2 separate regions of the Homo sapiens genome follow, and region 2 is linked to region 1. The links are chromatin loops, found by intact Hi-C in ENCODE. Cell type or tissue: gastrocnemius medialis. All regions are shown on one strand. Each heading gives the region's core, and the rest is flanking DNA. Links, peaks and the distances in the headings are about the cores only.

The links. Hi-C counts contacts between places; a loop is a spot of excess contacts. Peaks named below come from ENCODE experiments on the same cell type or tissue, not always from the same donor. Only the 100,000 strongest peaks of a DNase experiment are listed, where the experiment ranks them.
Region 2: a loop joins it to region 1, with 3 times the contacts of the local background. A loop is called at or near these places in 31 of 110 quality-filtered maps.

The regions. Positions count from the first base shown.
Region 1 is chr16:81,865,015-81,870,383 of GRCh38, reverse strand. PLCG2 (phospholipase C gamma 2) reads right to left here. Exons shown (of 33, transcript NM_002661.5): 6 at 1,086-1,170. Among named protein-coding and RNA genes, the nearest start is that of PLCG2, 88 kb to the right of the region's middle. In gastrocnemius medialis, for the core only: no CTCF peak of the experiment used is centred there; a DNase peak (open chromatin) is centred at 3,213; H3K27ac peaks cover 1,148 bases.
Region 2 is chr16:81,771,712-81,777,080 of GRCh38, reverse strand. The region is part of intron 3 of LOC105369213 (a long non-coding RNA gene); the gene reads right to left. It also overlaps a transcript of PLCG2 not described here. Among named protein-coding and RNA genes, the nearest start is that of PLCG2, 4.9 kb to the left of the region's middle. In gastrocnemius medialis, for the core only: no CTCF peak of the experiment used is centred there; no DNase peak of the experiment used is centred there; H3K27ac peaks cover 1,083 bases.

The sequences.
Region 1 (5,369 bases), core at 255-5,254:
CAGACAGAACTCAGCTCCAATTAATTGCTTTATGGCTTTGGGCAATTTCCTTGACCCTTTCAAACCCTCAGTTTTCTTTACCTGTAAAATGGGAGAACCACTACTATGCTCCTAGGGCTTCCCTGAAAGTGAACAACATACCTGCAAAACACCTGGTTCAGTAAATACTTGATAAAGAATTAAATGGCAACTGTGTAGCAATCAATGGTAAATGCTTCTCCCATCTCTCTCCTCTTCTGACCTACCCTTTTCTCTTTTTCTATTATTGGATTAATGTGGAATATTGGGGGCAGGTCAAAGGATGCTTGATAAGCAATAAAATGGGATAATTTTTCCAGGAGCTCATTAATACAAAAATGAAATGAGCTTTTTGCACTGAGGAACCTTGTAATGGAGCTGATATTGAAAATGGGCATTGGAGTCCTCCAACTGGGGCTGTTTGGATGCAGGGTTGCTCATTTCCTAAGAAGAATGAGTATTTCCCTGTAAGCAAAAATCGGTGCCCATTGTCTCCATCCTTGCCTCACCTGCTCTACTATATCCCATCACTCATGGAGTGGCTTTACTGCCCAGACCCACCAATAACTTGATTACACAACAAAATAAATTTAATGATGTATGGAAGGATGGATGGTTGGAGAAACAGAAGAAAAAAGAGCCAACTCTGACAGCTACACTACCAGGACTTGCATACAAAATGCCACGGTCCTGGTACCCTACACAAGGAATCTTTCATAATATTTTCCAAAAGACATACATGCATTCATTTCACTAGGGAAAAAATGGGCTGCAGTATGGTCAGGGAAATAGGGAAAGCTGGACTAATGGAAAACAGGTCTGAGGGTAGATGTTCCAAGTCCAAGAGCTCAGTAAACATGGTCTTTATTGATTACATTCTCTGCTAGGATTGAGACGATGGTCCTCAGATATGTCCATGATCCCTCTGTCTGAACTAAGATGTACTCTGGAGGCAAAGGATTTTCTTGTGCACTATTCCACGGAACTCAAAGGCAAGCCACGGCTTCATGAGAGAGGCTAAGTCACTCCGCATTCATAAAATTCCCAGGCTGAGCCATGAAACTTACCACAAACTTATCTTTAAGGAACTTGGCACTGCTCACTTTAAAGTTGATCAGGGGCAAGATGGTCTTCAACTCTCGGAGACTGATGCTGCAAAAGAGGGAGACCCAGTTCTGTCACCTTGAGGGTTTTCAACAGCACAGGATTTAGCTGCTCCCATCAGTTCCCACCTCAGGCAGCCCTCTATGAGAGAGCCTGGTCAACAGTTATTTATGGACCACTAACTGGGAACAAGACATTGAGTCAAGGTAAGGGTGACACTTCAATGAGCAAGGCTCAAGCAATGTCCATGGACATGGGTCACATAGCAGACTCACAGGGTAGGGTGATGCCCCAATAAGGAGGGCTGGTCTCCACCCTTCAGGTATGTCCAGGGACATAGGTCACATAAGAGATTTATAGCGTACAGTGATGCCCCAATGAGGAGGCACCTACACTGGAGATCCCCAGTATAGGGTGATGTCCCAGTGAGAAGGGCTGGTCTCCACCCTTCAGGAATGGTCATGGAGGAAGGTCTTGCAGGAGATTCAGTGTGGGCAGAAAATGATGTCAAATGACCAGATAATCTCAATACAAAATGCCACAGAAATGCCAAAGGCCCAATATAGGTGTTGACATGATGTGATTTCTGCCCAGGACTCTGAATGTCAAAGTGAAGAAATTCAATGAAGCCTGGGTAAACATCAGGAGTAACTATGACACTCTTCATGTAGCCAAATGCTTTGTCACCTAATTAGCGACACACATGAATGGATGAACAAGACTCCTACTGACTCTACCTGCCACCCAGAGGAACCAAAACCACAGGACGGGCTTGGCAGAATCAGCCAGGAAAGACCCAGCTGAATTTGACTCTAGTCTGACACTGTGAAGAGACAAGAGGGATGCAGAGTAAGTGGGGACCCCCTGCACCCCCAAAAATAAGTAAAAAAATAAAGGTTTCTTTTAATGCCACTGGGGTTCAGAGCAAGGCAAGGTCACTAAGGGCCAGGGAGGGGAAGTGGGAAGGAACAAGGCCTACATGAGCACCTACTGTGTGCCAGGCTGCCCTGGGGTCATCCAGGCATTAAAGTTGCCTAATTGTTCACCAGATTCTACCTTCTGCAAAGTACACATGGTTGACCCCCAGGGCTCAGAACAGCCAAGGGTGGGGTGTCACATGGGTACACAACTCAGGGCTTAGAGCTGGATGGCAGGCAGCAGAGCCTGGATTTGAATCAAATTCCAGTGCTCGGTCACAGGAATCTGCATGAGTGTTTCTTCGAAGCCACATAGTGAGGTTCAGCTGAAGCGGGAAGCGAGGGCCAGGCACGGTGGTGGCTCACGCCTGTAATCCCAGCACTTTGGGAGGCTGAGGCGGGCGGATCACGAGGTCAGAGGATCGAGACCATCCTGGCTAACACGGTGAAACCCCGTCTCTACTAAAAATACAAAAAAAATTAGCCAGGCATGGTAGCAGGCGCCTGTAGTCCCAGCTACTCAGGAGGCTGAGGCAGAAGAATGGCGTGAATTCGGGAGGCGGAGCTTGCAGTGAGCCGAGATCACGCCACTGCACTCCAGCCTGGGTGACAGAGCAAGACTCCATCTCCAAAAATAAAAAAGAAAAGGGAGGGAAGCAAGGGAGAACACGTCCCAGGCAAAAGGAGCAGCAGCAGCAGTAACAATAGTAACAAAAGCTGAAACTTCAATAGTGCTTATCAGGTGACAGGTGTTGTTCTAGGTGGTGCCTTATATGCACATTCACCTGTTTGATGTTTGAACAATTTTACAAGGCAGGTACCATGATCATCTCCATCTTCCAGGTGAGGAAACTGAGGCACCGATCAGTTTGGTACCTTATCTGTGCTAGCCTCAAACTCCAACCCAGTGTGCCCATAATGACCACACCTGACTGCCTCCAAGCGAGTAGCTCACACAAGAAGGAGAAGTGAAATTAGTGGGGTGGGTGGGTCAAGAATATGAGATCCAGACCCTTCTGGCTGGAGCCAAGTGTCCAGCAGAGCTGAGACAGAGTGGTCAAGAGAGGAAGCTCGCCCCACCTTGCAGGAGAAAACCACCTAGTTTCCCTGTACCATCCTCCCAGCTTCTGCTGTGGCATGCGGAAGGAAGTAGCGCGTCACTGCCCAGCCGCTGCCCTGGAGACGGTCCAGTGTGACTCTGGCCATCCTGTGTCCCCACCTCCAGCCTTTCCTCTGGTTCTAAGGGCCTCTGTAACAGCACAGACTTCAAATGACAAGATGCTCCCCACCCACTTACTGGTACCACAGGGACAGCACCCACGGCTTTCACAGACAGACCTTGAGGGCAGAAAAAGTCCCTGTTGGGCCAGCTGGGGCTGGCTGGGCACAGCGGCCAGCAGGCTAGGGAAGTTGCCCCAGGGGCTTGCAAGAACCTTTCTGCCTCAGCCCTGGGAGTGGTCCAAGGAACAGCTGGGCCAGGGCAGGATGAAGGTGGAGGAGCAGTGGGAACAGGCGCTACCAGAGCGGCAGCGAGAGGGGTCGTGGGGAGAGGAGCCAGATCATGCTGGTGCCCCAGTGGAGCCCATCCTGGGAGCAAGGGAGAGGCCAGTGTCCTCTCATGCTGGTGCCCAGTGGAGCCCATCCTGGGAGCAAGGGAGAGGCCAGCGTCCTCTCACGCTGGTGCCCCAGTGGAGCTCATCCTGGGAGCAAGGGAGAGGCCAGCATCCTCTCATGCTAGTGCCCCAGTGGAGCTCATCTTGGGAGCAAGGGAGAGGCCACGTCCTCTCATGCTGGTGCCCCAGTGGAGCTCATCCTGGGAGCAAGGGAGAGGCCAGCGTCCTCTCATGCTGGTGCCCCAGTGGAGACCATCCTGGGAGAAAGGGAGAGGCTAGCGTCCTCTCATGCTGGTGCCCCAGTGGAGCTCATCCTGGGAGCAAGGGAGAGGCCAGCGTCCTCTCATGCTGGTGCCCCAGTGGAGCTCAACCTGGGAGCAAGGGAGAGGCCAGCGTCCTCTCATGCTGGTGCCCCAGTGGAGCCCATCCTGGGAGAAAGGGAGAGGCTAGCATCCTCTCATGCTGGTGCCCCAGTGGAGCTCATCCTGGGAGCAAGGGAGAGGCCAGCGTCCTCTCATGCTGGTGCCCCAGTGGAGCTCATCCTGGGAGCAAGGGAGAGGCCAGCGTCCTCTCATGCTGGTGCCCCAGTTGGAGCTCACCCTGGGAGCAAGGGAGAGACCAGCATCCTCTCATGCTGGTGCCCAGTGGAGCCCATCCTGGGAGCAAGGGAGAGGCCAGCGTCCTCTCATGCTGGTGCCCCAGTGGAGCCCATCCTGGGAGAAAGGGAGAGGCCAGCGTCCTCTCACGCTGGTGCCCCAGTGGAGCCCATCCTGGGAGAAAGGGAGAGGCCAGCGTCCTCTCATGCTGGTGCCCCAGTGGAGCTCATCCTGGGAGCAAGGGAGAGGCCAGCGTCCTCTCATGCTGGTGCCCCAGTTGGAGCTCACCCTGGGAGCAAGGGAGAGGCCAGCGTCCTCTCATGCTGGTGCCCAGTGGAGCCCATCCTGGGAGCAAGGGAGAGGCCAGCGTCCTCTCACGCTGCTGCCCCAGTGGAGCTCATCCTGGGAGCAAGGGAGAGGCCAGCGTCCTCTCATGCTGGTGCCCCAGTGGAGCCCATCCTGGGAGCAAGGAAGAGGCCAGGGCCCCCCAGGAGCCCAGACAGCAGCAGGGCAAAGGAACCATCCCATGTCCAGGAACAGAGAGACTGAGGGGCCTGGGGTGCCAGAGCAGCTGCTCAAGAACAAGTGGAGAAAACCCAGGAACCAGGGGCTTGAGCATCCAAGCACCTGGGACATGGGAGCCCACCTGGTCCAAAGGCCTCCCCTTACAATGTAAACACTGGAGGCTGAGAGCTTCTTTGGGCTCCTAGCTCTGGGACAGCCTCACCCGCTTTCTCCCTAGGCGAGCCCCTCCCTCACTCCCACCTCTGGATGTGTGTGTGTCGTGCTGCACAGCCCGACCAAAACCAGCACAGGCAGGCTGAGCCCCCATCGCTGCAGGGGAGGAAGCCAACGGCTCAGCTTCACCCCTCTCTGCAACCTGCCATCCCCTACAGAGAGTGCCTCGCCCAGGTCAAAGCCCCTTCCAAGGCAGCCAGCTCTGACCCAGTCCACGCAAGGGAACAAAGGCCTGGCCCTCTAGTCTCAATTCAGGACAGCTCCACAGGCCATGCTCAGAGCTCCCCATCAGGTGTGCCCAGGCCATGGTTGTGACTCCCCAGCTGCCTGTTCCAGCTGCCTTCCTTCCCCCAGGGTGATGACCCTGCACTCCCTAGTAAGCC
Region 2 (5,369 bases), core at 171-5,170, 93 kb after region 1:
TGTCCACTGTGTGTGAGATAATGGTCATCGTAAATGGCAGTTTGCTTTTTTTTCTTTCATGTTTTTAATTCATTTTCTTCTTTGGCTCATTTTTTGCTAACCAACCCCTAGCCCAACCCCACCCCCCAGGTGAACGACTGAAGGAATCAGTGGATTGAAAGAGAGTACTGGAGGCCCTTCATCTCTTTCTCAAACTCTAACTTGGTTGTTCAAAATAAAAATAATCTGCCAGGTGCAGTGGCTCATACCTGTAATCCCAGCACTTTGGGAGGCCAAGGCAGGCGGCTTACCTGAGATCAGGAGTTCACGACTATCCTGGCCAACATGGTAAAACACCCTCTCTACTAAAAATACAAAAATTACCCAGGCATGGTGGCACACACCTGTAGTGTCAGCTACTCACGAGTCTGAGGTAGCAGAATCGTTTGAACCCAGAAGGCAGAGGTTGCAGTGAGCCAAGATGGTGCCACTGCACTCCAGCATAGGTGATAGATCAAGACTCCATCTCAGAATTAACAATCGTCGTCATCATCAAGGCGGCAGGCGCTGTTCTGGGAGGACTCTAATGTAAAATGACACTTCTTTTCCCAAGGATAATAGGTGGGGAAGGAACCATTCTGTGTATTCTTTCTTTTCCATGGAATAAAATAGGTAGGGAAAGAAACCACTCTGAGCCGGGCGCGGTGGCTCACGCCTGTAATCCCAGCACCCTGGGAGGCTGAGGCGGGCGGATCACGAGGTTGGAAGATCAAGACCATCCTGCTTAACATGGTGAAAACCCGTCTCTACTGAAAATACAAAAACATTAGCCTGGCCTGGTGGTGGGTGCCTATAATCCCACCTACTCAGGAGGCTGAGGCAGGAGAATGGCCTGAACCCAGGAGGTGGAGCTTGCAGTGAGCCGAGATTGTACCACTGCACTCTAGCCTGGGCAACAGAGTGAGACTCCGTCAAAAAAAACAAAAAAGAAAGAAGGAAAAAAAGAAAGAAAGAGAGAGAGAGAGAGAAAGAAACCACTCTGTGGGTTCAGACATATGAGGTAGAAAGGCCCTGTCACAGGTTAGCTGTCAGAGGGCTAGAGTGGGTTAAGTCAGTGGGTGGTGGGGGCTGGATTTGAACCTCAGCCTGTCTGGTGTCAGAGCCCATGGGCATGCTGACCTGCCACCCATCCCCAGATTAATAAGAGGCATTCAGGCAGGGAGATGTGAGTTTGTAACCACTCTACATAGATGCACAAATGGGTCAGGAAGTGACCTCAAAGGGTAGAGGGATCTTTCTTTTCCTTTTCCTACAAAAGAAAGAAAAAGGGAAGTGGATAGGTAAGAAAGAATAACCTGAAAGAAAATTACATTTTAAGCTGAATCATCTTGACTCTTTGTATTCTGTGTTGCTCACCAGTCCTTGGGCATACAAATGCTTTTCCCTATTACCCTCTTCTCTTTGCTGGCAGCCATGGTGCATTGGACCATTAGCCTCTCTGGGTATCAGTTTCCTCATTATTATACCTATGGGTATCAGAAATGTACCTACATCTGAGGGGGACTGTGAGATGAGGGAGGTAAAGCCCTCATCCCCATGGGGCAAAACCAAGGCTGACTATTTTAGGAATTGTTACTGGGAAGAAGAAGACCTCCTGTGAAAGCATGAACTTGGAAACAAGGAATCTGGGCTCCAGTTCCAAGTCTGCCCCTTCCTTAGTTTTATGGCTGTGGGCTGCTCAGCCACCCTCTTTGGACTTAATTTCCCCATCATAAGACCCACCTATAGCATATGCAGAATTAGCAAATCTACAGAGACAGAACGTAGATCAGTGGTTGCCAAGGACCAGGAAAGCAGAGAGCGGGCCTATCGGAAGGTAAAAGATAAGGGGTACAGGGCTGCTCTTTGGGATGATAAGAATGTTCTAAAATGGATTGTGACGATGGCTGCTCAGCTCTGTGAATGTGCTGAAGCCTCTGTACTGTACACTTTACATGCATGAGTTGCATGGGATGTGAATTATATCTCAAGAAAGCTGTTTTGAAAAATATCTGTGGACTGGGCACATTGGCTCATACCTGTAATCTCAGCTATTTGGGAGGCTAAGGAGGGTGGACCACTTGAGCCCAGGAGTTCAAGACTAGCCTGGACAACATGATGAGACCTCCATCTCTACAAAAAACTTTAAAAATTAGCCAGGCCTGGTGGAGTGAGCCTGAGTCACAGCTACTCGGGAAGCTGAGGCAAGAGGATCACTTAAGCCCAGGAGGCAGAGGTTGCAGGCAGTGAGCCGAGATCATGTGCCACTGCATTCCAGCCTGGGCAACAGAGTAAGACCCTGACCAAAAAAAAAAAAACACCCTTAGAGGGTTATTTCAAACCCAGACCTCCTTTCCCCTCCTCCACCACCACCTCCAAAGGCAGTGACCAGGCTGAGGTCCACCGCCCTGCCCCAGGGAACCTCGCCAACCCTACCCCTCTACCCCCACAGCCAAAATGACCAGAAAACCCCCTGGAGCCCTTGAGTCTAGTTTCCTTTCCCAACATTGTTCAGAGAAGCACACATCCGTGGCGACGAGCCGAGTCCCAGCTGCTGGCTGGCAGGCCTCTGTGAGAGGAAGTACCACCCAGAATGGGCTTTCAATGGGGTTAGGCCTCACTGCTTCTGGAGGTAGGGGAGGGCAGACCCCTCTGCTATTTAAATTGTGGCCAGCTTGGTGGAGCCCCCGGTTTAATGGTTTTGTGGGTTTTGTTTTGTTTTGTTTTTTTTACTGCCCAGGCTGGAGTGCAGTGGTTGGATCTCAGCTCACTGCAACCTCTGCCTCCTGGGCTCAAGTGATTCTTGTGCCTTAGCCTCCTGAGTAGTTGGGACTACAGGCGTGCATCACCACGCCTGGCTTTTTTTTTTTTTTTTTTTTTTTTTTGTATTTTTAGTAGAGACGGGATTTCACCGTGTTACCCAGGCTGATCTCAAACTCCTGAGCTCTGGCAGTCCACCCACCTCAGCTTCCCAAAGTGCTAGGATTACAGGCATAAGTCACTGTGCCCGACCCATGGTTTTGCTTTGAGCACCTCTAACCTGGAGTCCTGGTGGAGCTCATTTATTCATTCAACAAACATTTGCGGAGTGCCTGCAAGGGGCCAGGCACTCCCAGGCTCCAGGGATATAGCAGCAACCATCAAAGTCCTGCATGATGGGCACAGAGTGTAGTTGGAGGAACACAAAAAGGGGGCTTTGGAGTGAGACAGAGCTGGTTCCAGTCCCAGTCGCTCACTCTCTGTAGCTCTGCACAGCATTTGCAGCCGCTGTAAGCTTCACTTTCTTCTTTGGTAAATAGGGCTGCTGTGGAGGAGTGAGTCTGCGAACGCATATCCAAGTCCTGGGCATGGATCCTGGTTAGATGGGACCCCTGGAGCTGACTCAGTAGTCACTACATTGCAATGAACTCTCAACATGCGGACCCTGTTATGCTAAGAACCAGACTGCAACCAGGCATTTGCCAGGCCCCAAACCTCATGTAAAATCAAGACAGCCAGTTGAAAGCCAAGAGCAATAGTGTACAAGAGCAGCTGAAAACATGGGACACAGAGACAGGTGGGCCTCAGTGTGAATCCCAGCTCTGCCTCTTACCCCCCTGTGTCTCCAACAATGTAATAGTCTCTGAGCCTCAGTTTCCCAATCTGCACTGCTGAAGACAAAAGCCCCTCGTTCTCATGTCTGGAGTCTCCACTAGGACGTATTCAGCTTCCACAAAAAGGCTATCAATGATCTCACATTGCTGGAAGCCCAGGAGTGGTTGGGGTGCAGACAAGGTACACTGAGAAGTTCAAGTGTGTCAACAGGGACACCGATTATTTCCACATCTGCCACTCCTGGCAACCAGACCTGAAAGGGAAGAGACTGAAAAGAGTACACCTTTTCCCAACGCCCCCCCACACCCAGCATGCTTTCCCTCTGTCTCATTGGCCAGAAATGGGTCACAAAGCCTGCTCTGCCTCAGTCACTCTCCAAGAAAATGGGATTTTCCACATTTGGCAGTATATTTAGGATGGATCAGCTTCCCCCACATCATGAGAGGATGCCCAAGAGTATGTGGCCAAACAGGGCAGCTGTCGGCAGGGGCAAGGGGAGATGGTGTCAGGCAGGCAGTCTGCAGGGTCCTGCAGTGGTCATAGGCTGCACCAGGCAGCTGGCACAGAGCAAGAAGGCATCCGAAGGTCTCCCTTTTGTTCCCACCACAGACCAGCAAGCCAAGCTTCCTTTCTTAGCCTTTTCAGTCATTCTTTTTTTTGGAGATGGAGTCTCACTCTATTGCCCAGGCTGGAGCACAGTGGCATGATCTTGGCTCACTGCAACCTCCACCTCCCTGGTTATCCTGCCTCAGCCTCCCGAGTAGCTGGGATTACAGGCATGCACCACCACACCCAGCTTTTTTTTTTTTTTTTGTATTTTTAGTAGAAACAGGGTTTCACCATGTTGGCCAGGCTGGTCTTGAACTCCTGACCTCAGGTGATCCACCCACCTCGGCCTCCCAAAGTGCTGGGATTATAGGCGTGAGCCACCGTGCCTGGCCCCTTTCATTCATTGGACAAACACTGAGCCCTTATTTAATACCAGGCCCCGTGTCTTACCTTCCAAAGGCTGCCGTAACAAATTACCATGAACTTGGTGACTTAAAAAAAAATAGAGATATATCATCTCACAGTTCTGGAGGCCAGAAGTCTGAATGCAAGGTGCCAGCAGCAGCACTGGTTCCCTCCTTAGGCCCTAGGTGAGAATCTGCCCCACGCCTTTCTCCCGGGTTCTGTGGTTGGTGGTGATCATGCGCTCCTTGGCTTGGAGCTGCATCACTCTAACTCTGCCTCTGTCTTCTCATGGCCCTCTGCTCTCTGTCTCAAATACCCCTCTCCTTTCTCTGGTAAGAACACCAGTCCTCTGATTGAGTGTCCACCCTGAATCCAGGATGTTCTCATCTTGAGATCCTTAACTTAATTACCTCCATAAAGACCCTATTTCCAGCCTTGCACCAGTGGCTCACACCTGTAATCCCAGCACTTTGGGAAGCCGAAGTGGGCAGATCACTTAAGGCCAGGAGTTTAAGACCAGCCTGGCCAACATGGTGAAACCCCGTCTCTACTAAAAATACAAAAAGTAGCCAGGCGTAGAGGCACAGCCTGTAGTCCCAGCTAGTTGGGAAGCTGAGGCAGGAGAATCATTTGAGCCCAGGAGGTGGAGGTTGCAGTGAGCGGAGATCCTGCCCTGGCACTCCAGCTTGGGCAAGAGAGAGAGACTCCAACTCAAAAAAACAAACAAACAAGCAAACAAAAACAAAAACAAACCTTATTTCCAAGTAAGGTTACATTCACAGGTGCAGGGTTTAGGACTTAGT